Linked DNA regions of Mus musculus: region 1 is linked to region 2. The links are chromatin loops, found by intact Hi-C in ENCODE. Cell type or tissue: gastrocnemius. All regions are shown on one strand. Links, peaks and the distances in the headings refer to the core of each region. The heading gives the core; the rest is flanking DNA. Region 1 overlaps Ptprd (protein tyrosine phosphatase, receptor type, D). Region 2 overlaps Ptprd (protein tyrosine phosphatase, receptor type, D).

Region 1 (15,657 bases), core at 4,408-12,407, 56 kb after region 2:
TAAAAGAAAATCCTTCAATTAAAGCCAATTACTACACATAGTCAAAGTTCAGGTTTTCCTAAGACTTTCAGTAGGGAACAGCATGTGTTCTTTGGAGGACTATTCTTGATCCTGCCTGGGATACAAAGACCAAGTATTTACTGCTTCAATTCATTGACTTGATTGTTTTAAGTATCTGTTGACATCATTGGAAAATTATGACTTTCATCTACCCAATGGAAACATATTGAATAGAAACATATTGTTTGGAAGAGTGGTGATCTATACCATACTATAGTATGGATAATTATTTAAGCTTAGCCCCTCTCACCAAGTGGCTTGTTGTCTTCATGTATCATAGGTCTCACATTTCTTGCTCACTTGGTAGCAAACATCCTGTGCAGGTTTCTGGTTTGCAAACCTAAGCCTATCGTTATTTATCTTTTCATTTATTAATATAGAAAGCTTTAAGGATATTGCATGTTTATACTTCATTTTAATTACATCCTTTCAAATTGTACAATTATTTTTAACAACAATGATGGCAAAATACAACATACATGTAATTTCTTTTGATATACTTAAGTGGTTGAGTCTAGACAAATGTCGATATTATTATAAAGCTAGTAGGGATTCTATAGCAGTTAGACATAAACAAATTTGCCAGAAACTTAAATCAGCAAAACAAAACTCTTAGGAATAATAATAAGGATGGCACAATTTATTTGTAGTACCTTTGCAGTTTTTCTTATTTGTTTGTAGTAAAATACTCTGAAAAAAAGTTTAACCTGCAGCCTTTGGTCTTTCTGTCTTCTGTCTAGTAATAAGTTTGGCCAAGATGTCCTTTTTGACTTTAACATATTCATGGCATGTAGTAACAGTATCATTAATTGCTTAATACCTAAAGTGTGTGTGTATATGTTAATAAGTATATTAAAGACATGACTACATGAATTTATATATTTTCAAGATTATAATTCCGAAACCATTTATATCATTCTTTAATATGGTTTCTTTAATCAATAAATATTTTTAAAAATTGTATTTTCAAGCTCATCATGATTTGGCAACTATTTATATCATTATTCAATGCCATTTCTTTGATCAATAAATATTTTTTAAATTGATGTTATTTGTAGGCTAAAGAGATGGCGCTAAGATTGAGAACATGCTCTGCTCTTGAGGAGGACTTGGGTTTGGTTCCCACGCTATCTAGCAGCCCACAACTTATGCCACTCGGTTTCAGAAGATCTAATCCTCCAGTCTGGACCCTAAAGGACCCTTCATGCATGTGATACCTTGTGACAAACAGGAGCACGCTCATAAATAAATCCATATATATTTTAAATCCTATTAGTGTTTTACCATGGCATCCACATTTTCAATAGTTTTTATTTCCTTTAATCTGATTCATGAATAAGGTTTAAGTATCTGCTTTTAAATTCCTAACCTTCATGGTGATTTTTAATTGTGACTAAGTGTAATTCAAAGATGTCCATCCTGTGTCTTTTCTTATATAGCAGAGATATTCTAGGAACTTGCCTACATTAATATCATCAAGCCCAGTTGGAAAAGAAAAATTACACAGAAACCTTATTAACATCATCATTTTCTTCTAATAGTTATTTTACTTTGTGTTTCTACCAGCAATAGCAAGATTTGTATTTTCTACCTACACTTGCTGGATTTGGGTGAGTGCAGCCTTAAATTTGCCATTCTGAGCAGCGTGAAACAGTTTATCTTACTGTCTGTTTCTTCCTTGGCTCCTAGTGAGGTACATTTTATGCTTCTCTGCTATGTGTGTTTCATCTTCAATACAGTGTCAGTCCATGAGGTCTGCTTCCTTTTTTTTAAGGAGTAACAGAAAGCACATAGAGTCAAATATATCCTTTCTTTATAATTATTTCTTCTTATGTCATTTGAGAACCTTATGAAAGACTTAACCTTCTAAATTTATTCAGTAATTCTATTTTCCCACAATTATTCATCCTTTAATCCTTTCAAGTAGCCCTTCCTCCTTAGTATGAGTGGTGGTCTAATTATGTCCCTCTTTACTGAACTCTGGTTGTCTCTGCACTGTGTTGCCTGATTGTATGCTTTCTCTCAATTGAAAATGCAGCTATATGGTTATTCCTGTCATTAACTGAGAGCCTCTTCTGTATTTCATTATCCTGACCATTTAAAAAAATTATTTATCATGCTCAGTAATATGTATTTTTTAAGAAACCTCACTCTTACTTTATTTTTGAAGTTCTATAAACATATTTTCTTTGATTCTCTCCCAGTATCTAAAAACATCCTCTTATTTGTCTATAATTCTGTCAATTTTTAAATTACTCACAATGTGTATTTCTGCCTATTCCTTTTGTCTTAATCAGACTCAGCAGAAGTTTAAAGTTTTAATTACCGTGTTGAGACATAGAATGCTGTCTCCTCAGTTCTTTCTCTTTCTGCTTTATTTTGAACTCCATTAATTTGTACTTTATCATTCATTGCTTTCTGCTTTGTGTAGATACACACATTCTTGTTTTCGCTTTCCTGAAATTAGAGTATTTACCAATAGCCAACCATAATCTGCTTCTCAATGCTCACCAGAGTTACTGCAGGAGGCATGGCTTTGAATTCACTTCCTCTGCGGGACTACGGGAAATAATCGGCTGAATTAACTTTTTCTTTCCTGTCTCTTAGAAAGTAGCTGAGAGACGGTCTCAAATCCTGGATGTTAAGAAGGGAATTAAAATTCATCTTGTCTTGAAACTACTGTATAATTAATTATGCCATTGTTAAATCAAACCTATAAGTAATACTATTAATATTATTAGTAATAGAAATACACATTAGTTGCCTATCTACACACACACATATATATATACATAGCTATATGTATGTATAAGGAGAAAAGACAGAGAGAGGGTAAGAGCCATGAACAGTCAGCTGGATGATAACCATTGTATTATATTTTCTAGTAGTTCCATAACCAGCTAGCTATATTGTATAATTACACAATTTTCCAAATCATAGCTTGGCTTAGAATAGAGGTGAAAAAGTCCTAATGGGCATCTGAATGCAAGGCAATTTATTATTAACTTGTCAAAGGAATCCTGAATATATGGTTCGGCCCATCGTGTCCTGTTATTGTTACGGCCATGTGCTATTTTCACTTGAACAATTAAGAAGTGCCTTGTTCAGGGAGAACGTCAGAACCTATAGTATGTATTTAAAATTGAAGCAGGAGAATTTTGGGGGTCATTATTGCGCAAGATAAATTTAATTGCTATAATCACTTCACGTTTCAGGTCTGTTGCTTCAAGAGATTGTGTTGTCAAGTTGAAAGTCAATTTCTTATTACTGCGTTGATGTTTTTGGAGTCATGTATCATTTTGAATCATCTTGGTTTTTCAATCATCTCAACTATAATGCTTATTCCTTTCCTTGTATGGTTCCTGTTTCTTTATATTTATGAAGGCACAGTAGCACCTTTTGTCATTTCTTCAACGGGACTAATCTCACCTTTACCATATAGATCTATTCAAGTTTCATATTTCATTTTAATGTTTGAATAGGACATATGTTAGGAACAGCAATATATTTCCTCCTTACAATACATTGTTGATGTGCATTTGTGATGTGACTAAAAACAAAATAATAGTAATAAAAAAAAAAAAAACAACTTTGTGATTCCATGACAATCTATCATGGGAGTGAGACTGGATTTACATCATTTGTGTGCCTCTCTTCTGTTACTAACTGCTGATAGTGCAGCTTTGGTAGGGGAAAACTACTACCAGTCTTTCTTTCCATTGGGACTATAGATGGTCCAGTTTCACGGAGCAGCTTGCATTTCCCACAATGTGTATATCTCATACTCCTTCTGCATAATTTCCTGGTGTTCTTTTTTTAGTACCTGGTAACTCCTTGTATTCTCCAATTTAACTCTTTGAAGCCTTTTTTGAGTCCTTAAGCAGAGCTGGAGAATAACCTACTTTGGTCTCTGATGCTATATGAAAATCCCATGCATTCCATTTAAATGCTCTGTGACTGCCATGTCTTTTGTTCCTCTAGAGTGTGCATTCTTTCATGAAAGGCTGCCTCTCTTGTCCTTTCATTGATAGGGCTTATTAAGAGGCTTGGTGCGAACAGGTGATCAATAAATGGCAGTATGAATGAGTAAAAGTGGAAGGAATGAACAACCCCAAGTTTGACAGTGCAAAGGTGTTTATAGGTATTTGGTACAAAGATATATCAGCTTTCCAAGTATAAAGCTTTGCACACAGCTGTTTACTGTACTCGTTCTTTAATTTTTCCAGTGTGTTTTATGCCATGCATAGGATAAGAAAAGTAGATCCAAAATATCAAGTTTTATTGAGGATCAGAAGGAAAAGGAGACTGAGATAGGCAATGTTAAAAATATTTAAGCAAATCTCTCACATTTAGAAAAGAAATATTCTACTACCTTGAGCATAGGATATCATAGACTACTGTGTAGCTGTTGTATGCTTAGTTTTCTTGTTTCTTTGACATGGTTTGTTAGTCAAGGAGTTAGTACTTTGTCAAATAATTTCTCTTTGGGACTGAAGTAAGAAACCCTAGGATGCACATGTGCAAATTAACACATTTCAAATGAGACCTTGAGTCAGTTTCTTCAAATATTACATATTATGCCAAAAGAAAATAAGTTATTACAGGGTAGATTCTGGTTCACATTCCTTTGTTGAACTTATAAAAAAAATCACACTGCATCAGTATCACACATTAGCCTCACTACATCTTTGATAACCAAAAGATTAAAAAAAAGTTGAAACTCATTAACTTTTGCTACGATTTGACTCAGTATATTTAGTCTTGTTTTTTTTTCTCTTATCAATAACATAATTAGAAGATTTTTCTTATGATTCATTAAAGTATAGGAAAAGAAAACTTCATAGTTATATTTAAAGCCGTAAATAGTAGCTCCATTTTTAAAGCCCTTTAAGAAGATATAAATTGGTCACTTTTAGACTGAATGAACCCTTGAAAGCCATTTATTATATTAGTATGTTGAATAAAAGTGTCTGTGAACTGAATCTTATTAGAAAACATGTCAGATTAAAAAGGACAAAAACCCATCATGACCTAAAAGTATAGTTTTCATAATTTAATCTATTTCCAAGACTAATATCCATCATTTACATATTTACTGAAAAAAAAAGAGTGAGCTAACTGGCGGCTCTAGCCCGTTAGAAGTTCTTGTGGACTTTCTTCTTTTCCACTAGTTTATTTTACAGTTTCTAAGCACACTCCTTAATGTCTGTACATACTCACATGGTGTAGTATATGTACAGACTGCCTCTGTAACCCAGAGAAGTAGGCTTTATATTGGTAAAGAAGCTAGATAATTTGGGAAGTCTTTGAATCAAAAAGTTTTGATCTAGGAGAAGTTTAGTGATGAAAGTATAGTTTAGAAAATGTGTAGGAAGAAGACAAATTGGAAGCATTTAGTTCTGCTGTTAAGTAGACACTAAATGATAAAGCCAGACTATTTTCCTGACAGAGAAGATCCCAAGGAGACTTAGTTTGCCACCAAGGTGCCCCATCAGAACAAGTAAATGTTCCTCCTGAGAAACAGGATCCCTGCCTCCTGAGGTGACCACTGCACTGGCTAAAGATAGAATACAACTGTAGTTTGATGGAAAGAAACATTTGTCCTGGCTTTGTTGAATTTTGCTCTATGAAGTGTTAAACAGCATATTCACAGGAAAAAGAAATGGGCATGCAAGTTCAGTCTGTCTTGGTGCTGTGTTAGCCTGTCCCGCTTGGTGCTACAGGTGGATAGATATATATGTTTCAGAATGGAACAACACAGAAATTATTATTTTACTCACCTCCCAGAGGAATTATGTTTACTTTGAAATGAAAATACAACCAATAGCCACACACACACACACACACACAAATTGAAAAGTAAAAAGACACATTGGATGTGACATAAACTAGAATCTCTAAAAATGCAAATCATCACCAAAGTGCAAATACCATATTCTTTTCTCAAGTAGCAGTGAGTTTTTTATTCTGACTTGGAAAGCCAGCCCTAAAGCAGAGTTATCAGGGAGTTGGAAATTGTATTATAGCAAAACTCAATACTGTGTGTTTATAGTTATTATATATATTGACTTTTTTATAAACATGATGCAACCAGGAATTGCTGCAGGTATTGTATCCTGACAATTGGTTGAGAAGTATTTCCATTAATATTAAAGAGGAATGAAAAAAGCCTTCAGTAATCTCTCAGCACTTCTGGACTTGGTATTATAAGGACAGATAAACAGTTTCTACAAACACGATCCTCTTCTGAGCTACATGCATACTAAATACCATCCATTACAACATGCTGGGACTTAAAGACTGTCAGAGATACCTCATTTGGAAATGTAAACTCATCCAAGTAATTTCCTTGCAGAAATTGAGGCAGCCCGTTTCTCATGTAACAGAGCTAGGCTAAGGAGCTTAGCTTTGTGAAAAAGTCTTTCCTGAATTGGTCTTTGGTTCCTTGGTCCACAGCGCATTGTTTACTACATGAAAGATAGTTAATAAAATTTAGTGGATACATTTATCACTTAATGTTTTAATTTTTGGTGCAACAATTTCACATTTGCTTTGTAGCATCTATATTTATGTATATAGATATAGATATTCCATAGACACAGAATTTGACAGTGTATGTGAATGTACATACTAGGAATTCTACATAGATATTTATGACATTTTCTATGTCTATGAGATTGCATCTCTGTGTTTCAATGGGAATTTTAGAAGATTGGTATAGCAGTGAGGAAAAAATGCAAGAGTGTTTTAAAACCTGAGTCTTGATGCTCAGACCAGTCCTAATTGAAGTCAACAGCTGCATCCATGGTCATTCTGCCCTGAAGGCACCTGTCCTCTAAAATATACAGATGCAGTCCTCCTCCTATCCTGTGACTTTCAGATTTGTGTATCCAGGGAATCACACCTTGACAATACTTGGGGGAAAGTTTCATTCTAAACTAAAAAGGAACTGACCTTTTGTTCCTAAGCTATACAATGTAACAACTATTTGCTTCGCATGAGTTCTGTATCAAGTCCTGTGGGTGATCTGGAAGGGTTTCCAAGTGTGAGAAAGATGGGAATACACCCTGGAAAGATGGGACATACCACAGCATTCAAGTACTCTGCTTCACTTTTTTTTCTACAGCAGAAATTTCTGGAATGAATTTTCCATAAGCATTGTGAGATGACTTTATATAATTTTTCATGCCCTCTCCAGAATACTTGAAGTCTTATTTACCTTCAGGGAACAATTCAACATACTCTTGGTAAATGAGACATACAAGCCTGTTTTCAAAACTTTATATCCTCTCAGCTTGAAATCAGATGTTTTCAAACTGAGAAGAAAATGTATAATGCATACTCATTTTTGATGTCTTTATATTTAATTCATTGTTCTTTTGTTGCTCTGTGTGTGTGTATTTGTGTGTGTGTGTGTGTGTGTGTGTACACAGATGTTTATGTGTGCCAGCCCACTGGCACTTGTGTAGGGTATCCTCCTACATTGCTTTTCACTGTATTCCCTTGACATATGGTCTCCTCTCAGGGAATGTGGAACTTTCATTTTTGGCTAGGCATGTAACCACCAAGCACCTACTGTCCTCTTTTTCGTCCACATTGCCTAGAGTGCTGGCCTCACAGGAACATGCTTACATGCTTAGGGTAGGAATCACAACGCAGGTCTTCTTGCTTGCACCACAAGCATTCTTACCTGCTGAGCCATCTCCCAGGCTGCTCATTATTCTTATTTAATAATACCGAGACACTGTTTTAGGATTTTTCTGGATATTGTCTCCATGCTGTAAAATGCTCACATAATTCTGCTGTAGTCATCCTTGCAGCAGCCATGATAGTTGATGATTCTTTAATTAAATAACTTGATACTTATCTGGATGTGATAGTTTGTTGGAAATTTTCATGGACTATTCAATGGATATTATTTCTGGTGTTTCAATGTTGGACTACTCTGATACTACTGAACTTTAAGAGAACTTCAATTAAAAAAACTGAAAGATAAATTTTCTGCAGCATCCATAGACATTAGACTTTCACAAACATTGAGGATGTGACTTTATATATTCTCACAGAGACTGTGCAGTATGTACGGGGACTGCTTGGTTCAAGTCAGCTTTTTGAAATGGAAAAAATAGTTCTGTCCAATGGAGTTTCACTGCATATGTAAACCACATTTAAGGATAGGCCCCATGCACAGCAGTAGATGGCCAATACAAAATATAGTCAATGGTATTTTTGTGGACCTTTTGCATAATATTGTTTCATTTGAGCATTTTTTGTCTTACTAGTCCATTGTTTGTATATTATGGTTTCTAATTGTGTGTTTTATGGTGTGTGTGTGTGTGGGTATGTGTGTGCTTTGTACTTTAAAAAAAAACTGTATTGTTTGGATATTTGTTTTCTAAAGAGAAGAAGAAAGGGTGTGGATGAGTGTGGTGGATGTGGGACTAGATGGGAGAGAGGAAAACATCAGAATATATTGCATGAAAAGATTATTTTCAATTATATACACAATATGCATGTATATGTACATGCACATGCACACACACACACACACACATATGAAGGAGGTGAATTGATGGGATTTCCTTTGAGGAAGGATGGCGGTGCCTAGAACTGCCATTTCTGCAGATGCCTAAGAAGAATACAGAACTTAGCCTAGGCAAAAGTTAAAATATTAATTGGAGAAATATGTTTTCTCCCTTGTTGATACTGACATGAGTTTTAAATTTCTTTTGCTAGAATTGGAATATAACAAAATTATAAGTGTTACCTTTATTCATACTTTAGTTATGAATTTGAACATACAGCAACAAAGGGTCTACTTTAGTAAACAGTGCAGCATCGATAGCAGCATTGCACAGATACTCTGCTAATGTTTTTCTAAGGTGTTGGGAAGAAACTGTTTTAGAGGGAGGGGGAATTGTTAGTATTTCCACACTGTGGACAGAGGGAGGGAAGAGGACACACTCAGAAGATGACAATATGGTTCGTAGTTGAAAAGGATGGTTCCATGTTAATTCTCAAAACATGAATTATGTATCTGTTTCTTAAAGTTGATTTGAATAGGATCAGTATTAATGTAGCTGCTTTCCCTGTGTGCAGAGTGGTTTGAGTGCTGGCGAGTACTCATGGTGCGGGCAAAGTTGTCTCCAGGTCCCGATGCTTGTGAATCATAGCTCCCCTGTATCAATTCGAAGGAGCATAGTGCTGCTAAATTTCTCGACTACTTCCTTATCAACTCTGTTCTTGACTAAGTGAAATAACTATATACTAACAGAAGTACATATACTGAGAAATAGAATGCTGAGACCTTGAAAATGTTTTGGGAATTCTTACAGGTGAAGATAGAAACCTGAAGGCCAATATTGGCAAATGGGAGTTTCATAACTATGGAATTTTAAATATATTTATAAATTTGGAAAATTACTATTCAGAGGATAAAAACATATATCATTATATATATGTCAATATACATTATATATATATATATATATATATATATATATATATATATGTACAGTCTCATTCTATGTGTAGGATATGCTGTAGTTTCGGCTGGAACTTGTTTTTGTTCTTCTTAGATCATTACTTTTGTTGTTTCCGCCTTTTATTACCATCTGAGAGGATTGTGTTGTTGTTGTTATTCCTTATAAATTTTTCCCTGAATTACTCCTTTTCCTAAGTGAATAGTTTCCTTAAAACCCTTTAGTACACACAGGTGCCCTGTGGTTTCATAGTTTGAAGTCTTGTCTCTGAAGTGCTATAAAAATGCTAAAACCTCTGTCCTTAAATTAGAAACTGTGGACATTTTATATTAACTGTGTCATGCAACATTTTGGGGAGGTTTTGTTTTTAAATTTTGGTTAGATGGAAGATCCATTTGACATTTTCTTCTGCACCATAATGTTACAAAGAACCTGAAGCACCAAGATTCAGGTTTTTGTTAGAGCCACAACGAATTTTTTAAATCCACTTTCACAGACACTCAGAAGTTGCCTGTGGCAGTGAACGACGAAGCTCATTGAATCCCACCTCCAGCCTTTGTGAGCCACAGGAGAAAGTGCTTTAGAGCGTGGCATCAAGCTTAGAGGCGACTCCTTCTGTTTTTCATTTTTGTGTCAGCACTGTATGCCTTAGTTTTAGTTCCATCTACTCAGTTATTTCATAGTTCTATTTTTTTCTTTTGCCGTGTAATCAGCCTGAAAAACACCATGACCAAAACTGTTCCCAGAAACTTCCTTCTCTTGATCCTCTGGATGAGTTTGGCTCCCTGTTGATTGACTGCTATTGGAGCATGCCTTCAGAGATAAAAAGACAATTTCCACAGCTTCCTGAAGACTTTATGTCGTTTTACAGGGTTCAAAAACCTGTATTATATGGACAAACGGGATGTTTAAAACAAAGAATGCAAAGTTACAGACTATGTCAAATTCTGTTTGTTTGTTTTTTTTTTTAACCTAAACCTGAAGTTTTAGTGTTTGCCAAGCTGTGATTATCAGCAACATGTTGGAAGAAATTCATTGATGTGGACTTAGTTGCTTCTGCAGAATGTTCATCTTCATATGTTCTTGTGGGCTGTTACATCCTTATCTACTGGGGCAATGTTGCGGAAATCATGACTGCCAGTTCTGAGAATGCTCACTGAGAGCTGTTGGCTTTTGATTTTATTCCTTTAAGAAATAAACAAACAAACAAACAAACAATTTTTGTTTTGTTTTGTTGCTGATGAGATTTCGGAGGTTGGAAGAATGAAATAAAGACTAGAATGTTTGCTGTCAAGCTTGACGCCTCTTGACTAGTCAGTAAATTTTTTACATGTTCCCCAGTTGCTTTTGGAGCAAAGAGTGGATTAGTAGGAGAGCAGAGAGTGAAGTTTACTAATGACAAGAGAGCATATCTTGTTCAACTCTAGTGATAAACACCAAATCGGCTGTTGCTCAAGGTAAAGGTTGATAGATGGAACATGCCACAGAAACTTGTGCAGGAGCACTTTGTCTGCACCCTCGGGCATTCTGCAGCAGCCACATGCAGTTCAGTGCTTTTATGTGTTAGCCTGTGGAAACGATTTCACTTTTGGAACGCTTCCAGAGTGTTTAAGTGTAATGGACTTCATACTGCCCGCGTGGGCTGTACCCTGTAGAGCGCACTCAGCCCATTCAGCTTCAACTCCATTTTATCAGGCTCTTTATCCATTAATTTTCTCCTGACCTTGGGCATAAAATATATGCGCTTTTTATACTGCGGTGTTCTGTGCAGACAGAGGAATAGCATTACCAATCCATCACCATTATGAATGACACAGCTTAAAACAAACACAGGTCAGAGACAGATATTTTAAAAGCAGATTTGTATTGATTCCATCAAAACATTGAGCTAAAAGGAAAAGGACTCTGAGACTATAAATGATGAAGCAAGTTTTGACAAATAGTCACACTACACAAGTCGACCTAAGAATATGCCTCACGGGCAGTCATTGGTACGAAAGCACCATTTTTTATTATTATAAAAAGCCACCTTCCTTAAGAATATTTATTACCATACTTTTAGTAGGATGTTTTAGCAAGACCATGTTTCTCTCTGTCTTTAGCTATTGAAAGGGTTTTTTTTAATTTGTTTGTTTGTTTGTTTGTTAATAGGAATGAGACTGCTTATTATACTTGTTAATCATTATTAAGTTGCTACTTTTGAAGTGTTTAAACTACTTTATAAAAGATAGCAGCTTGTTTGTTTCACAATCTTAATTTTGAGCATAACTGGTTTTGAAATTATTTGTATTGTGATGAAGTTGTTATTGAAACATAATAATGACTAGTGTATTTATTATCACTATTATTGTTTACAATCCCCGTCCACATATAGTGGCTCACTTATTTAATGTACTGGAGTTCCAGTCTTGTCCAGTTCAGTTTTCTGACATGCTGTTCAGTTGCTAAGGGGACAAACAGATCTCTGTGATAGGAAGTAGTTCAATGCTCACAGAATGCTACACAAAATTGAAGAGATGTTCATCCAAGCAGCTGGGATAGCGTTTCCACTAAAACTTCACTGAGCACAAAGATGATTTTTGTTTTTCATGGTAACAATTCACTGGATTGCACAGGGAAATGCTCTGGATGATATGAGCAGATCCTTTAAGCGCCATCACTGAAAGAAAATGGGTCATGCATCATGTTAGTTATGCCTGTGAAAGAGAAGAGATAAGGGTTCTTTTATCCCTTGGAGGATATTTTATAACTAAGCCAAATAAATTGCCATTGCTTTAAAACTAACAGTATCTGTTGGCTCTCACCTATAATTTGAGCACTTATGAGGCTGAGACAGGAGGATTACCATGTGTCAAGGTCACCCTGAGACATGGAATAAGACCTTGCTCCAGAAGCAAAGAAAAAAGACAGTATTAATTAATAATGTTTAATTTTTCACTACCCTCTTCTTATCAGCATTATGGTAGCAAGAGTGTCTAATCGAGAGTTTGCTTCCTTTGTATGCAGAATATACTCTAACATGCGTCTCTCTTCTTTCCAGTATGCTTTTATAATGCACTGTTCAAAGTATCTCATCACTGATAATAGTAACAATACCATCTGGGTGATTATACTTCTGTGTTCAATGCGTACTGTCCATCAGGTTTCTAGTTATTAACTTGCTCTTTACCTTTCTAGGTTTGTCTTAATGTATTTACAAAGTCTTCACTGGAAATTGGAAGCACCCGCCTGTAAGGCAGACTGGTTTCCACTGTTGTGCCTGTCAGCAACAACCCTAAACACCTGGCATTTTCTCTGCTTTTAATTTCTCATGAGTACAACTTTGTGTTACTTTAAATTACTTCCTCCTCCTTTCCCCTTCCCCAGTCTGCTTTACCTTGCCCTTTTACATATAAATTACCCAACAGCAGAGTTTGTTCTGGCAGTTACACTGTAATGTGGGGAGGGATCTAGTCCAGTATTTGAAACATAGTGACTTCTGAGGATCCAACAGCTTCATGTCCTCTGCTCTGCCACCTGTACACACACATGCAGCACCCACATCCCTAGATGAGAATGCAAATAGGCGCCTGCCTTTAGTTGCTTATAGAACCTGCCTCTCAGTTGCTCATATTCTAATAGCGGTCTGATATCTTCATTTGAAAAATTCAATATTCAAAATGTTCCCATAATACAAAACTTTCAAAGAATGTCACACTGACTTCTCATGGGACAGTTCAGTCGATACACAGGTGTGCAATATTCTACTTATTCAGGGCTCCAGGGGGAGAAGATACCACTAACCCTTCTGCTATGATAAATAAGTTTTGTTTAGTGCACACAGTTATTAAAATATTTTGCAAAATACTTTGGTACATGTGGTATACATGAAATCAAAATGTGTTTAGTATTTACACCTGAGTCATATCCCAAAAATATTTTGTATTTTGTACATGCAGATATTCTAATATCTAAAATGTGTGTGTGTGTGTGTGTGTGTGTGTGTGTGTGTGTGTGTGTGTGTGTGTGTCTGTGTGTGTTTGTGTGTATGTGTTTATTTTTCTGGCAAGAAAAGCAAGTGTGAACCTTTATGAAAAAGGATCACAAAAGAAGACTTCCGTGAACTCTGCAATTTTGTTGTAGTAATAAACACTAGCTAAAGTTCTTATAATTCTTACAATGCTTTCTTTCACAGTGCCAAATTAACTCTGCTTCATAGACTTAAATTTGGTCCTAAAGAGTCAATATTGATTGATGCAATCTGGTATTTGTTTTCTTCAGTTTTACTCTCATTCATTTAAAACTTAAATTCTATTTTAAAATTAAATTAACTATTTAATATTGCTTGCTAGAATGAAAATGTACTTTAGTTGTAGTACTCAACATTTATTTTTATGTATTTTTAAAGAAACATTTTTGTTTGGTTGGTTTTGTTTGGCTGGATTCTGAGGCAAGCTCTTTCTACATACCCTGGATATTTTGGAACTCACTATGTAAACTAAATTGGCCTTGAACTCACAGAGATCTGCATGCCTCTGCCTCTTATGAGCTCTGGTTGAAGCCATGGGTACCACCTCCAGCTGTGAAGTATTTTTTAAAAATAATTCCAAAAGTTTTAAAAATAGTATCCCTCACATAATTACATTTTTGATAGGATAGGCCAATTTATTTTATTTGTACTTATGTGCTGTGCCTGAGTGAGCTTAGGTGCAGTGAGGAGGCCAGATGATACTGTGTTCCCCTAGAATTGGAACTCAGGCAGTTTTGAGCCTGCCTGTGGGTGCTGCTGTGTGAACCCCAGTCCTCTACAAGAGCAATAAGGGTTGTTAACCTCAGAGCAATTTCTCTAGCATCAAATATATTCCTATATGTCTTTTAATTTAAAAATAATGACTTAAAATGCATCATGAAATGTTTTGCATTGAACTTTTAGTAAGAAAAAATGTATTTAATAACAGCTTTTGTTAATCCCAAAGATGGGAGGAGAAAGCCCACCAAACCAAATCTTGTGGAACTTAAATGAATCTTATGAATGGTACAAAAAAAAAAGTGTGTGTTGTGCATGACTTGACTTTATGAAGTCAGAAAACTGCCTACAGTGCAAATGGAATCCGAGTTAATAGTAAGTAGGCAAAAACCAGCAGAATGTATGGAGGCTGAATAAGTGAGGCTAGAGCCCTTCCACTGAGGAGAATGCCCCATAGTGGCTGATCTCACAGTACTTACAAGGTTCTATGTTTCAGTGGAGTCCTTTGCTGAAATTTCACCATTGCGTAGCAGTTCATAATGCAGTGTCAGGTCTGGAGCTTTGAAATACGCCTCAGTACATCGAACCTGCTATCTTATTATGCGTGGTATTTGGATCATGCTTTCTGGCCCTCTGTCTCTTCTATCCTGTTTTACAGCTGACTTTAGAGTTGTGTGGTATTTTTTTGTTTTTGTTGTGTTTATGTGGAGTACTAAGGATATACCTAGGATGTCCTATATACCTGTCAAATACAGTATGAATTGTTTCTGGTTTTGTTGTTGCTCCTGCTGTTGCTTTTGTTTTATTTTGTTTTGCGGGCAATTTGTTTATTTAAAGCATAGCCTTTAGAATCATATTTTGTTTGTTTTCAGTGGTACATTTTTGAATGGATGGTTTTTAATGAAAAGGTTGCTTTTTATACAATCTCATAAAAATGGGTTGCTCTGCTAAAATTAAGGCAAAGGGCATGGCTTGTGGGTAAAAGGCATGGGGTGTTTAACATAGTAAAAACAATAATGTATAACATGAAGGTAGAAGGTGAACCATTGGACAATGGGAAGGAGACCATTGGAGCAAGAAGAGGCAGAAGAGGGCAGGGGGCCACATCAAAGGGGTACATCATCAGAGTACACATTTTATTAGCAAAAGTGCTGTTTGAAATGCTTTCCTATGCACAGTGAGTTTGTACTAATAAAAATAATCTCTGGTTTTGTGTTGATACTGGAAAAAAGCAAAGCTCTCTCCCTTTTGTCCCTGGAATTTTCATGCAGGGAGGAGCAGTGTGCAGTAGCCATATGCCTAGGGTAGCCCGCCCATTTTCTCCTTAAATAGACCCATCCCAGATGGCAGGGAATTTGCAAGTGGAAGGTTTCCATAACAAGAGAAAAC
Region 2 (15,657 bases), core at 2,676-10,675:
ATACATTTTCTATATTAAACTGTGGTATACTCAAGTATTTTTTTATAAAATTGTGGATTATTTAAGAAAGATTCTAATAACTGGGACTTGTATCTCTTAGATTCCTTTTAGATGTGTGTTTAATCGAGTTGAAAATACATAGTGGTGTTTTGAGAAATGGAACATTTTGAGTGTTTCTGAATTTACAGTTAAAGTGGAACACATAAAGGAGCTAAAGTGAATACAATTAAAACATGTAATCGCCATTATCTGTATGGTAATACATGCACACAGACACGGGGATTAAGCTCCTCACAACTGGATTGGGTAGAAAGTCTCAGGTCATTCACAGTCGAGGGACATGGACACACTGCAAGAGCACAGCGTCCCAGTCAGCAGCTGCAGGAAGACATCATGGGATGGAGCCATGTTGCTCCTGACTGCTGTCCATGCCTCCCACCACCACTGTGGGTCGCAGACTTTATGCTGGTTCTCTTCCCTGCTGTTAGTACCAGTGTTCCTCTTCCCTTTCACAGTGGAGCTCACAATGACAGCGAATTCAGGGTTGGTGCTTAGCACACTGATGTTTGGCCTGGTGAGACAAGCCTCCATCTCATGGGAAGAAGGCCATAAAAAGGCAGAAAATGTTCAGCTGGAACAAAGAAATGGAATGATTTATGGCAAAATTAATGCAGGCTGCCAGGCTTTGGGTTGGCTCACTTGTTGGCTGCCTAAGTATTAGATTTATGCAGCTCCTCTTTGGGGTTTGATCATATATATAGTTAAGAACTAGACCCTTTAAACGGACAGAAATATTTGTGGTGACAAGCATTATGCTCTAAACGGATCCATGTAAGCACATCTGTTGCCAAAGTGAGTAACGGAAGTTTATCCCTCCAAGCTGTGGTGTGCTTGTAATTACTAAGCTTAAGATATGTTAATGAGAGGATCATGGAGGGTTTTGGTAGGGACAAGAAATCTATCCTTGTCTATTGGTAGTTTTAAGTCTTTCTTTTTTTGTTTGGTACAAAGTATATACATTCGATCAAGTGTTCTCCTGTCCCACTTTATTAGAATTCAGTGCTCTCTCAGAATGATGCCTAGTCTAGTCAGCGCCTAATGGCTGGCTCACTCCTGTGCTGAGAAGTTTAGCTGAGAGGTAGACGATTGTAACAACACCTGTGACAGCTATTGTTTCCTCTAATAGGTAATAGAATTTGACGATGGATCTGGATCAGTACTCAGAATACAGCCCTTAAGGACTCCACGGGATGAGGCCATTTATGAATGTGTGGCCTCGAATAATGTGGGAGAAATCAGTGTGTCCACAAGACTCACAGTTTTACGTGGTAAGTGCTCAAGTTATGGTTGTTGTATCATGGCTGCAGTTCTGTCTGTCAAGTGCTCTTTTATGGGGCTGTTCAGTGAGCAGGGTTGTGGTATGATCACATGAGGAAAGAACTTCTATACAATGTTGGAATGTGCCAAATGTTGATCAAACCATGGGTGTCTTCTTGGTTTTTGAAGGAATGTTAATCAAGAAAAGAAAATAACAATGAAAAGAAGTTTTGCTTTTAAATGCCAGATGCCATTTTGATTTTGGTAAGGCTATCTAGACAGGAAAATGTATGGCTCTCTCCACTGTTAGCATCACTTCTGTCTAGATTTGTTCTTGATTCCTGATACTGCTTTTTTTTTTATTCCTCCTGATGGCTACAAAATTCAAGAAGCTTCCTTTCCTAAAATGATTGGTTAAAAAGAAAGAAAGAAAATTTTATGCCAAAAGTAATTATCTTATTCAGGTGTTTTTTTGAACTGGTACCCATTGATGAATAAAATGATATGACGGATGCCTTTCTCTTTCTTTGTGTTGCTTCTGCAGCCTGTTAAGCATGTCATGGACTGCAGGTGCCTGTTTTGTAGAGTTCCCATACCATGCCAGTGCTGTGGTATAAAATATGCCCCCCTTGCTCTATTTCTAGTCCTGATTCCTTAGTAGAGATAGAAGCATAACCTAACTGAGAAGCTAGCAGATAAAATTACTATGGTAATGTTCTGTGCATCTTTATCTCTTTCTCTATTCTACTGTTTTCTTGTTTTATGCTTCAGAATTGTTTGCAAAACTTACAATAAGACAATTTTTCTTTATACAATTTTGACAAAATTTGAGAAGAATTTAAACTAGTAAAAGAAAACTCCAAATGTTGTAAGGATAGAGAGACTCAGAGAATAGAACTTTATAAAGATAGATGCCAGGGTGAGAACTGCAAGGGTTTTGGAGTTCAGCCCTAGAGTTTCAAGGCTCCGTCAGGATGTATGCGTGTGAAAATTCAGGTCTAGTATGAAGGCACATCAGCTCCCGGTAAAAGTGAGGCTTCTGGCCACATTCCTTTGCTGCTGTTCTCAGAGCCCAGAAGTATAGCCCAAAAGCTCCATTGAAAATAGAGTCCCAAACTAAGGAACAAAGGATCATGAAAGCCCCTATACTGCAGAAAACATGCCCACTGCAGATTAACCCATAAATGCATTCTTTCAGAACCAGAAGGATTCAGAACCTCAAATTCTAAAGAATTGCAGCCAATTCAATCCATGATGAAGCTCAGACATTGAGGGTTTAAATCCTAAGTCTTTGGGCTCATAATGGATGACATAAAATGTATTTTAAACTTTAAAAAGTATTTAAAACATTTGCAAAGATAAAAGGAGGAATAAAATCTACCAGGCAGCTGTAATATCTACTAAAATAAAATGTAGACAGTTTTTGGAATTCAGATGTAAAATTATAATGAAGTGCTCATCCATGTTTATAGATGGTATACTTCTGCTATGAACCATCTAGATATATTTGAATCTACATGTGTGTATTTGTAATGTATCCAGGCTGGGAGCTAAACTGAGTCTTTACACATCCATACCTGAGAAAATCTCAGACTCATCTGTGATATTCTTTTAAATTTTGAACAATCAATTGATTCTTCTAGTTTATAGAAAGTGTATTACAAAAAGGTGAAATAAAATGAATTAGAAACTTTTTTTTAAAAAAATCACTAAGTTCTTTGAGTTTCTGCAAAGGAAATAATATATGTCATTTACTTGTCTTTATCTTTACTTATTTCATGAAGATATTAACAAAATGTTTGCAGAAATTATAATTTTCCTTAGAAATTCACAGGGATTTATACTTTCCTGTTTCCTGGCTGGCTGGACCCTTGTCTACTCTGCTTTAAATAGTTCATCACTGTGTAAACAAATGCATTTTACAACTCCAATATGATCTTGACTTTCTACATGACTATTAGGCATATGCTATTCATTTGAATGAAAACACATGCTTCTAGTAAGATACTTAACCTTCTATTCTGAGATACCTGTATTTAGCTGTTCTGAAAGTGTTTCATGAAAAAACTCAAAGGTGACATTGAAATGTGGAAAAGTAGAATGGCCCCAACCTTAGCATTCTTTCCATTGCCATTTCATGAGTTAATTGTGGGTGTAATCATCTTTGTTTTTCAGAGTCACCTCTTTATCTTTTCTACATGCTGATAATTCTTTCTATTGCTCACAGTCTCTTAGTAATAGGCCAGCAATAAACTGGTGTTTATGGGCTTAGAATGTGAAGAGTTAGGGAGGGGACTGTGTCTGTGTTTGAGCTAATGAGCCTTCTTATCGGCTTGAGTTTACTTTCTCTTGTGAATCGCATTGGCAGATATTCAAGCATTCTCACGCTGTAGGATATGGAGACCACTTTACCCTTGCTGTCCAGTGGCCCTCATCACAGGCCTGTTTCAGCTACATGGGTCATTTATTTCCTTCCCACTTTGCTGACAAATGCCAAAAATGTGCCAACTGTCATGATGGCTTTTGTCTAAGTAGGATGGATGGAGAGCACTCATTTATTTCAAACAGGCTCCAGAAAGCACCTAAGTAATTGGATATTCAAATGTCTGACCTGTGTGGCTAAATGCAGAAGACATTACTATAATACCCTGACCACCCATGTGCACCGAAGGAGCATTTCGGGGACATTTTCCCTCAAGAGCTTTTTTTCCAATTGACCTGACTTTTAAAACCATTTTCACAGGACAGACACCTTAAGTCCCAAGGCTGACCATGTCCTGGGATGAGTTATTGGACAGTTAAGCATATATCCTTCAGTAAGTGGGGCCTAGAGGGGACCACGCAGTATGAATGTGGTCGTTCAGGTTCTATTATTTATTATCATCATTATTATTATTATTATTATTGCCTTCCATTTTTGTTGTTTTATAAGCACAAGCACGTGCTGGCACTAGTTGTCTAGTTTATTAATAAGAAGCTTTGCATGATTGCTAGATACATATAATGCCTCCAGAGCGGGCTGCAAGGGAAGGCTGCAGGGACCACTAAGAGCTTAGTGAAGTCTGAGGCTTATCCACTGTGGGGTACTGGGGAGGACAATGGATTAAATATTAGACTTGTAGGTTGGTTCATGCCAGGGACCAGAAAGTACAACTTAGGTTGTACCCAGATGAAATTGGTTCTCTGGATCCTGACTTGATTGCCTGTGAGGTTTTCCTGATATCTGCAGGGAAACATAGAAATATATATAATGAAACTGGGAGAGAGCACATTCTACTGATGTGTGTTATCAGCCGCTGGGCAGATGAGACTACCCTGTGCAAAGTCTCTTCTCACTGTTGAAAAATCCAAAAATGTCTGGTACTTTAAGGCTGGAGGAAAGGGGTCAAGAATCCTTTTTTTCATTCTCTAAAAGGAAGTTCTAAAATAATCGAATCATTCTTTTCCTTAAAGCATGACTAAATATCATACATGTTTCTTGAGCTTATTATTTTTTTGGAAGGCAGTCTGAAAATACACACTTCTCATTCAAACTAGTAACAAAACTAGTAAATAAATTTTGTGGATTATGTCCAGATATTTGCCCATATACAAATAGTGCTACCCCCAAACCACTGCCTGCGCAATACCAGCATCACAGCAGCTAAACAGTAAACATCGCCTTGCATTCTTCATCTGCTCACTGAAAACTAGCTTTTCATGCAATGCATGGAGTACAGCTTCACCTAATACGCTAGCATGCCAAATCCAAGGCATTCCATTTACACGTTTTAACAAATTCAGTTCAGTAAGTGATACTTTTTTATATATCACTGGATATGGGCACTATTAGGTGTTAGACAATGCAGAATATTTATGCCCAGGTTGTAGTCATTTGAGCTGCCACACTGACTCTGTGACAGAAATATATGATGTTCTTATTCAACCTGCCCTTGTCCCTGATCTTTCAGTTATGCCCCCTTTTTTCTCTTCTTTACCTCTTGTATAGAGAAGCCTTAGCTTGGAGATCCCATCAGTCAGACCCCTTCTCAGTTACTGTTCTCTGATTCAGTGACATGCCTCATTCAGGACGTCGGTTCTTGCAAGATGGAAAAAGCACGGTCCCCGAAGGTGACTGTTACTGAGATAGTAAAACACAGTGAGCAGTTTGGATGAGACGAGGCAGCCTTGCATTGTAAAACACAGAGCGATGTTTGCATAATATGTCTGTTCAAAAAAAAAATAAGCCATTATAGCTGTTGTTAAGGAAAAAGGAACGTGAACAACTTTTACCATCATTCAGGGAGGTGGCAGCGAAGCCTGTGCCTCTGTGCTCTATCCTGCGAGCAGAATTAGCATGTTCATTACAGGCTCATTTTATTAATGCCTCTTTTTGAAGATGAACACAGTTGTCCCTGCTGTGAAAATGGTACTTTGCCGTTTATGTTATAAAGTGATCTCGGCTGGGGATCCAGGCTAGGAACATTAAAGAACAAAGCACAGCTGCTTGACTGTCACACAAAAGGATTTTTATGAAAGACTGAAACAAAAGGAAGGGTGGCCAGCACAGGACAAACTTGCTGACAATTGTGGTGCTAAGGGAAGACTATTTGAGAGAGCTTATGAAATGTTGAAGCACTTGGAGTAAATTGATAACAAAATGATAACGTGTTCCTTTATAATGCTGCCTCCCTGCAAGAAAGAGGGGGCAGAGGGCAGAGACAGGTTATGGAGGAACGGCTGACTTTCAGCAGTTTGATCTTTAGGACCTAAAAACAAAATTCTATTCCGTGTCACGAAGGCAAAAAGGAGCCCCTTTAAACAGTGTTGGGAGATTCCGAGAAGAGGAGAGATAAAAAGATTCTTCTCTGGTGATGTGTATGCCACTTGAGGGCTGTCCTTGCTTGCTTGCCATTTCTTCTCATCAGCACTGTTGTGTGGATGGTACATGCTCCTTCCTCGCAACCATCATCATGTTCTTCTCCTCACCAGTATCATGTCTTAAAAGTGAGTAAATACCATTATAAGTAATTATGTTCAAGAAAGAACACTTTTCTTCTCCTTACCTCATAGTAAGATAAAATATTTAATGATTTTAGATGCATCTAAAAGCCATAGGAGTGTTTACTAATGATTAGCTTAAAAAGATTATGGCAGTGTTGAGTCAAAAAGGAACTTGGTGTCATAGTATCTGCCAGTTTGTTTATGGTTTCAGAAAATAATACCTAGAGAGCCTGAGATTTTTTGTTCTGGGTCAGACAGCAAAGATCTTTGGTGGGGGTGTTATCTGATGCTTTTATCATGGAAGAGAAACATTTTTCTGACAGTGAAGCCTACAGTTGAGCACGAGTGTGATGAAAATGCACAATGCATTTACATGATGCATCATGGGAGAGAGGAGACTTGAGAGGAAAAGCTCAGAGGATAGCCTCCTCTCAGACAGAGCAAGTGTGATAGATTGTAAACCACAGAGACCTTACATGTCTAAGAAATGACTCCCTACTTGTCCAGAACATGGGCTGGAGTATCAGTCAGGGTATTCCGGAGAAAGATGACCAGCAGCATTGCCAGCAGAAATCCCAATTGTTAGGTATTGGCTCACATGATTAATGAGACTGACAAGTCCAGCAATCTGCTAGGTGTGTTGGCAAGCTGGGCACCCAAGAGGCTGGGTGGTATGTTTCTAGTCCCATAGCCAGCAGGCCCAAAGCCCAGGAAAAGCAGATGCTTCAGGTGATGTGTGAGTAGGAAAAGCTAGTGTTCTGGTTTGCAAGCTCTAGGCAGAAGGAGTTCTTTCTCATTTGTGGAATGCTTACCCATTTTTATTTAGTGCTACCCCAACAAAAGGGAGAGCAATCTATTTTACTTTGTGTCCTGAATTACAAGTTAACCTCGTTCAAAGCAACCCCATAAAGAATATTTGAAGAAATATCTATGCAGTCCGGGAACTATACAAGTTATCCAAACTAAGCCATCAGAGAGGGACACACTAGCTCAAACTGGAATGGAATGTCTCATAAGACAACTGGCTTAGGTGATTTATCTGTGTCAATGGGGAGCAATATGATGGAGTTAACAGAGACCATCTCTGTGAATTGGAATTTGCAAGGGAATTTACTCCAGAACAACAATCCATGTGAGTTTTAAATAATGTTTATACTTTAAAGCTGAATATTTAGCTACCTTTCACTAATAAAATTGGGATGATTTTTTAAAACTTCAATATCATGGGCTTCAAAATTAGTTTTATTTTAAGATACTAATTAAGATGCAGCTTTAAAAGTTATGCATGCATAATTTATTGGGATTTGGGGCACAGATATACCAAATACCTTATCTCAGGCTTAATTATCAGAGTCCTAATTACATTTTTCCTTAGAAGAGCAAGCAACTTATTTTATCCCATTAAAAACCAATGAGAGGCTGGAGACATGGCTCAGTGGGTAAGAACACTGCCCATATAAACAGGAGCACTTGAGTGCAGATACCAGCCCTTAGGTAAAAAACCAGGTGCCCTGAGAGTGGAGACAGGAGCTTCCTGGCCAGCAACTTACGTCCAAGTTCAGTGAGATACCCTGCATTGAGGGAATAAGGTAGAGAGTGACAACTCTCTACAACAGGCCTCTGAGTCATGTACCTTTGCCTATACATGCATATACCTCACTCCTATATTTCGAGCATGGGCGCACACACACACACACACACACAACTTATGAATTAACAGCCACACTGACACACTAAATTAAGTGATATAATACAGGCCAGTATTCTTAACATTTTATTTTTTACTTGAGAAAAAAATTTAGTAGAGTATATTTTAAACTTTTTCCTCTTCCCCAATTCCTCCCTGGTGCTTTCCTTTAAGAAGAGAGAGAAAAACAAACAAACAAAACCCACAGAAATGCAAGAAACACACAAAAACCCCACAAGACAGAAATACAAACAAGCAAAATACTTATAAAGCAAACATGTGAAAACAACACCAGGCATAGGCCTTTGTGTTTAAAATGTTTTATTGAAGAGGGTAATAAAAAGTAAGATTAAAATTATTTTAAAGATTTAAAAGAAAAAAAAGTAAGATAAAACGCTTTTAACTATTACCTTTAAAAATTCGCTTACATTTTCATTTATATCTTAAAATTTTCTTGTCCTTCCTTTTAATATCTTTAACTGTAACACTTGATGGCTAAACTTTATCTTTTGCATTAAATGTGTATTTTTGCCAACATTTAGCTTAATGGAATGTGAAGAAATAGTTCCTTTGTCAAGTAATAATGTTCACACTCACCTGTGAATTCAGCATTGGATTGACCAAGGGAAGAGCACTGTACTGGAGAGACTGAGGGAGGAGGATTGCTGTGGGTGAGGGGGGAAGATTGCTGTGAGGAGACTGAGGGAGGAAGATTGCTGTTGGGAGACTGACGGAGGAAGACTGCTGTGAGGAAACTGAGGGAGGATTGCTGTGGGGAGACTGAGGGAGGAAGATTGCTGTGGGGAGACTGAGGGAGGAAGACTGCTGTGGGGAGACTGAGGGAGGAAGATTGCTGTGGGGAGACTGAGGGAGGAAGATTGCTGTGGGGAGACTGAGGGAGGAGGACTGCTGTGAGGAAACTGAGAGAGGACTCTATCTACATTTGTCTTAGGAAAAAGTATAAAATAAGACTGAAGTGAGCTGCAAATAAGAGTAGAAATATAATATCATTGGTTTAAAGGTGTGGGTCCAGCCCTTGTAGACTGCTTGGCTTTGAATTCTTTTGCATCTGTGCACTCTCGTAGCTATCCAGAGATGTGTATGAACTGGAAAACTGGACACTGAAATTCCATTAGATGAGCATAGGAGTTATACAAAATTATGGGTTTTAATAAATTTGTCATTTTTCATGTTAATACATTATACAAGTAAATAAAACATTCTGTGAATGAAATATTTGTACACACACATATATATGCATATGTATAAATGTCTAATTTATGAGGTATATGCTCTTGTATATATATGTATATATGTATATACATGCATATATATACACACACATATATAAAATATATGTATATATGTACAAACATTTGGACGACATGTTTAACTTCAAAATGCTTTCCACTTTTCTTGGTTATTTTACTTTCATTTTATCTAGTTTTTCCATGTGTGTAAGCACTACTCCTTTTCCCCACATATTTCCAGAATTTATTGGTTGCCCAGGATGTGCACATAGAGTGAGGAAACACATGGGCTGAGAGATAGAACATCAAACATACATTAGAGATAGCCTGGACATGCATTAGTGTACTTTACCCGATATGACAAAATGGTTGTTATTTTCTTGTTCTCTGTGGGTTGGAGAATAAGAAAAAGGAATCACAAAATCAAGGTTAAGGGAAAGTAAGAGAGAGTGAAACAGGGAGGCCTAAGAGCACTCTTGTTCTTGCTATATAAGGCAAAAGTTCATATGGGCATTCCCTTGTTTTCTAACTCCATGGACTCAGACACTCTAAACGTCTAAATGTGAAATTCTTTCATCTTTTGAGGTTATTGTGAGAAACTAATTGCTTATCTGTGAAGCATTTGGCATACTGACTTGAATATTAAAAATATCTGAAAAATGTTAACTCCCTTATGTCTTAGGGTTTCCATTACTGTGAAGAGACACCATTTCCAAAGCTAGTCTTACAATGGACAGCTTTTAATTGAACTGGCTTACAGCTACAGAGGGTCAGTCCATTTTCATTATAACAGGAAGCATGGCAGTATCCAGGTAGACATGGTGCTGGAGAAGGAGCTGAGAGTTCTACATCTTGAACCAAAGGCAGACCAAAGAAGACTGCTTCCAGGAAGTTAGGATAGTCTCAAAGCCCACTCCCAAAGTAACTCACTTCCTCCAACAAGGTCACACCTCCAGCAAGGCCATACATCCTAATAGTGCCACTCCTTGGGCAAAGTGTATTCAAACTACCACGTTCTACCTCTTGCCCCTGCCCCCTATAGGCTTGTTCAAACACTTCAGTCTAAAGGGGCCCTACCTTGCCATAGCATAATGAAAAATTCATTTAGCCCAATTTCAAAAGTCCCCATGGTCTATAGCAGTCTCAACAATGTTAAAAGCCTAAAGTTTCTTCTGAAATTCATCCAATCACTGAACTGTAATCCCCTATTTGTTGACTGTAACACCTTTCCTGACCTCTCACAGTATCAAGCCTCAGCTGCTCTCCATGATCCTTTCATGCTGTCAAAACTAGTCCCACTTGTATGGTTCTTACACATAATCTAGTGCAGCTGAAGCAGGAGGTACAACCTTGGCTATCTCTGGAACAGAGCTTTCTGCTGTCAGAAACCACTTCCCAGATGATGCTGGTCTCTTCATATTCACCACTAATTTCTTAGCTCTAGCTAACTAGCATTAATTGTTCCGGTAACCCCTTCTACTCTTGACTCTAAAGCCAGAGCCACATGGCCGAAGCTGCCAAGTTCTGATTCTTCATGGGGCTGGAACATACTCCCACCTCTAGTTGTAGTACATTATCACCAGTTTTCTGTTTTCTAACTCTTTCACTGCCTAAGCTTAGCTGTCCTGGAACTTGCTGTGCAGATTGAACTTAAACTCAGAGAGCTGCATGGCTCTGGCTCCCAAATGCTGGGATTACAAGTGTGTACTTCCATGCCTAGGCCTAAGATTTTCATGGCCTCCATGCTTCAAGATCTAGTTCAAAAGCCTGTGTCTTCAAGCTTCAAGATTGTGATCAAAGGTGTGCCTTCCATTTCTGAATTGTAGTTTATTTCAGATTAAAAGTCCAAATAAAACAGTAATCAGGTAATAATAACACCGAATATGGTATGAGTACCCCTTATTAAACTATGAACACATAAAGACTAAGGTTAGTTGGGTGAGATCTTGCCCTAAGGTCACCACTCCCTTAATTTGTTTATCTCCTTCAACACAGGGATTCCACTTTCTGGTGCCCCTTTAGTAGTTGAACTGTACATTTGTATTTTTTTCTTTTTCAGCTTACTATGCTTGATAAAAACAGTCTTTATAAGAGTAAACCTCAGAACAGAGTCTAAACCTGGTTGATTTGATTTCCTTTGTCAGTGCAATTAATCTGAATCTCTTCACTTTAGCCTCAGGCAGACTCTTCAGACAAGGGCAAAAAGCAGCCACATTCTTCACCAAAATATTACAAGAACAGTCTCTAGGCCCCATACTTCTCCTCTGAAACCTGTTGGACTGGGCTACACAGTTCAAATCACCCTCAGTCCCACTGTCTTCCATATTCTTACCTGTATGTATGGCTCACTAAGCCACACTTAAAGCATGGCATTGCTTTCAAAATCCAAAACCCCAAATCTACATTCCTCCAAACAAAAACATGATCAGGACTATCACAGCAAATACCCTACTCCTGCTACTCACTTCTCTTTTAGTTAGGGTTCCCACTGCTGTGAGGAAACACCATGACCAAGGCGACTCTTATAAGGGATGACATAATTGACACTGGCTTAGAGTTTCAGAAGTTCAGACCATTATCATCAGAGCAGGAAGTGTAGTGCTGGTCGAGCTGAGAGTTCTTCATCTGATCCAAAGATAAACAGAAAACAAACAAACAAAAAACTAACAACAACAACAACAACAACAAAAAACCTGGCTTCTAGGCAGTTAGGAGGAGGGTCTTGAAGCCCAGCCCCTAACACACTTCCTACAAGGCCACATCTACTTCAACAAGGCCACACCTCATAATAGTGTCACTTCCTAGGCCAACCTTGTTCAAACCACTATACCTTGCTTCTCCTTTAGGCATATTTTTAAATGCTCTAATCTGCCAATCTGATTATGCCTAGCATACAGGACTATGGAGCTCATAACTCAAAACATGTCCAGCCTATCATGAAGGTCAAGAATGCTGGAAAGAAGTTTTCCTGTTTCAACATATTTGTGTGTGTGTGTGTGTGTGTGTGTGTGTGTATGTGTGTGCACTCAGTAGACTTTTTTAAAAAATCAGCTTTTCACATGGGAATAAGATGAATGGATACTCAAACATTCTTGTATGTGTGTGTGTGTATGTATATATATATATATATATATATATATATATAAATGTGACTTTGGAAGTCCAAAGATCAGTTATTGGTCACTAATATATAATGCCAAGAATTTTAGCTGCCCGACATTCACATTTGTGGTGAAGACCATTTATAGAACATCTCTGTTTTCTGCAGAATACTTGAACGTTAGGATTGTTCAGTTTGCTGCCTTGGTTACCTACATCAAATTTGGGTTACACTTAAAATATATCATTTTCTATGTTGGACACAGATAATAAAAACCTCATTGAAATTTACTTATTTTACTTCTTAAAAAGTTATACTTTTCACATTTAACACTTCACTCCTCCTCCTAACTCCTCCCAGACCTATCGCTTCACAACACCTTCCTGTCTTTATAAGCTACCTAGTCCAATGTGTTGTGCCCATATTTTCATAAATATCCAACCACTACTACACTACCTTGAGCCACATCCTTGAAGAAAAGATACTCTCTACGCCAGTATCTATAGCTCCTCCAGTGTGGCAGCTTCTGAGACACTGGCCCTTCCATGTTGGGAATGTTGACTTGCTTGGTCTTGTACAGATCTTGTGCAGTTGTGAGTCCGCATGTGCTGTGGTCTTGCTATGTCAGGAGAATGCTGTTTTAGTCTAGTTTTTCCTGATCTCTGTCTTATACAGCTTTCTCAACCCTCATTTACAATAGTCCCTGAACCTTTCCAGGAGAGAATCTTATATTGATGTCCAATTTTAGATGAACTCTTCAAAGATATTTTTTATATTTTGGCTAGTTTTGAGTTTTTGCATTAACTATTTTGTACTGCACAAAGATCCTTCTCCAATGAGGTTGGACTGATACACATAAAAGGATATTTAGTGTTTGGATTAATTTATCTTAGCGATTGTGGTGCAGGAAGTTGTTGAAGGTCAGTCTATGATTTTAGGTTCTGTAAATACACAAACCTAGATCACAGTATCACCTTTATTCTTGTCTCGATGACTGGGTGCACTGTCCTGAACTTCTTGGGCTTCATCTATTTTAACAATCAAATGAAGAGAGTGAGCAGATCTGCTGCATGTTGCAGTGATACCCAGGCAATATATGAGGAGACATCTGCTTACTCAGCAGTGTTGTCCATTTGAGCCCAGGATTGTTCTAAATTCTTGAAATATTCAAGAAAAGACATGTCTGTCTGATTTCAAAGCAAATCTTATTTCTTTCCATGAAGCTTGTGATTTTGGTTAATGTGGGAAGGCTGTTGCATGCTGTGGTACCCTTCTTGAATAACAGTGCTCTCCCCACAGTCCTGCTTATGCTTTTATATGGAGCATTTGCCTTCTGACCTTCTGACTGGCTCCCAAGCATTCTTACAGTGTCATGAGAAGGTTAGAAGGTATGAAATCTCAAGTGTCAGAGAAGCTAAGCTCAACCAGTTCCTGCTGAGTAAAAATGTTCTAGGAGAAAAAAAAGTAGGATTATTTGGAATCGACTTTGTTACAGTGGTGAGAAAATATAATGTAGTATAAATGAAGTAATTACCTTTCATGGGATCTTTTGGTCTAGCATGATAGACAGAGCATACTTGGGAGATAGAGACAGACAGATCTCTATGAGCTTGAAAGAAACTTCGTCTACGTAGTGAGTTCCAGGGCAGGCCTGGCTACATATCAAGACTTTGTCTCAGAAAGAAATATACCTATTGTTTCTCTTCTAATTTATAGTAAAAGCTTTTATTACTGCACTTAGTGCTTTCTGTTTCCTTCTCTTGCTCTAGTTAGAGATAACACAGTGCATGATAAATATGAAATGGTCTTAATATGTACTAGGAGAACATCTTAAAGGGTCCTTTCTCCCAGAAGACTTCATTAAGCAAAATTGATTTTTGTAATAAAATGTTTATTAAAAGTGACATAGATGTTTTACCCTTAAGAAGACTCCATTAACGTGCACTCTAAAGCAACCTACCCTTGCATATATTACGTTTTCGGCCTACTCACTTGAGTTAGAACCCTAAGTCTTAAGGGTTCTAAGCATGTCCTCATGTGTTAGCATGACAGATCTACATGGGAAGCTACCATCAAGCCCATTATAAATGGCCATAATGCTATAGCCAAACTTACTGTGGGCCACAATTTCCTTTGTTGCAAACATATATTAATAAAGGTAACTTTCACTAGCTCCATGGTAATTGAAATCCTTTCAGGTTGCAAAGAGAATTCTTCCAACATCATCTGAGTAGAAGAATCCACTGTGAGTCAAATGATTATTCTTAATGACATGCTTTAAAGTTTTTGCAAAGAGCAATGTAAGACATTAAATATTGTCTCATTGGACTAACAATTGTCTCATTAGGACTAGGGTTTTAGATAATATTGTCTTAATTCCCTATCAACATGATTAAAATCTGGTTATGGTAGCCTTAAAAATTAAGGATGTTTAAAAGTACTCATACACAGCTTTATGATGGAAATGGATGTGGTGTGTTTTGATAATGCCTGGCTGTCTGCATACAAATTAATTAATTTCAGCAGCAGCTCTCCCATCTTCCATTCTCTCAGCTACTGTTGTAGTCCCGACAACCTGTATGGGAGCCATAGGGGAGAAGGGATCTGTCCAGCACTGAAGCAGAACAAGTACCAAGCCTCCTTTGATTCTTGGTTCATTCCAAAGACCCTGCACTCTTCATACTTGATTCGTGTTGTTTGTAAAATTTGCAAGAGTAAGAATTTTCCAGTTGTTTAGATAAATGGGTTTCCTAACATTTTCCCAGGTTTAGACTTTACAAAATATGCTAATGCCACTGTAATTGGACCGGATATTATAAGATCCACGCTATGTTTTCTGTGGCTGATGGTGGAGCTTCTGGATAAAAGTCCCATATCCTTCCTTTTCCACCTTCATGAGGCAGCAGACTCAGGGCTTTGTGTACGTTGATGATTCTGGATCCCTACATTTCCAACAACCACTTTGCCTCCCATCCCACCCCCATTTATCAGCTAATTCTGCACGGGCAGTAAACATAGATGTCAACTTAACAGCACAATATCTGTTTCTCTGTTAACTAGCCTTCATCTGGCAATTTAAAATTTCTCCATTGTGCAAAAAACAAAGCAAAACTGTTTTCCCCTTTTTATTCTGCCACCCTATTACTATCTCTGATGCAAAAAAAAAAAAAAAAATAAATAAATAAATAAATAAATAAATAAATAAAATAAATAAATAATTAGTGAAATGCTCTGGTTCAATATAATATCTTCATGTATTTTACTCATAAAATTTGATGGCACATTTATAATTCACCAAATTAATTGTTGAGCTATTTTTA

What was found. Hi-C counts contacts between places; a loop is a spot of excess contacts. Peaks named below come from ENCODE experiments on the same cell type or tissue, not always from the same donor. Only the 100,000 strongest peaks of a DNase experiment are listed, where the experiment ranks them.
Region 1: a loop joins it to region 2, with 6 times the contacts of the local background. A loop is called at or near these places in 2 of 42 quality-filtered maps.

The regions. Positions count from the first base shown.
Region 1 is chr4:76,175,252-76,190,908 of GRCm38, reverse strand. The region is part of intron 13 of Ptprd (protein tyrosine phosphatase, receptor type, D); the gene reads left to right. Among named protein-coding and RNA genes, the nearest start is that of Gm46893, 150 kb to the left of the region's middle. In gastrocnemius, for the core only: no CTCF peak of the experiment used is centred there; no DNase peak of the experiment used is centred there.
Region 2 is chr4:76,229,316-76,244,972 of GRCm38, reverse strand. It overlaps Ptprd (protein tyrosine phosphatase, receptor type, D), which reads left to right. Exons shown (of 40, transcript NM_011211.4): 13 at 1,187-1,328. Among named protein-coding and RNA genes, the nearest start is that of Gm46893, 100 kb to the left of the region's middle. In gastrocnemius, for the core only: no CTCF peak of the experiment used is centred there; DNase peaks (open chromatin) are centred at 3,751 and 6,961.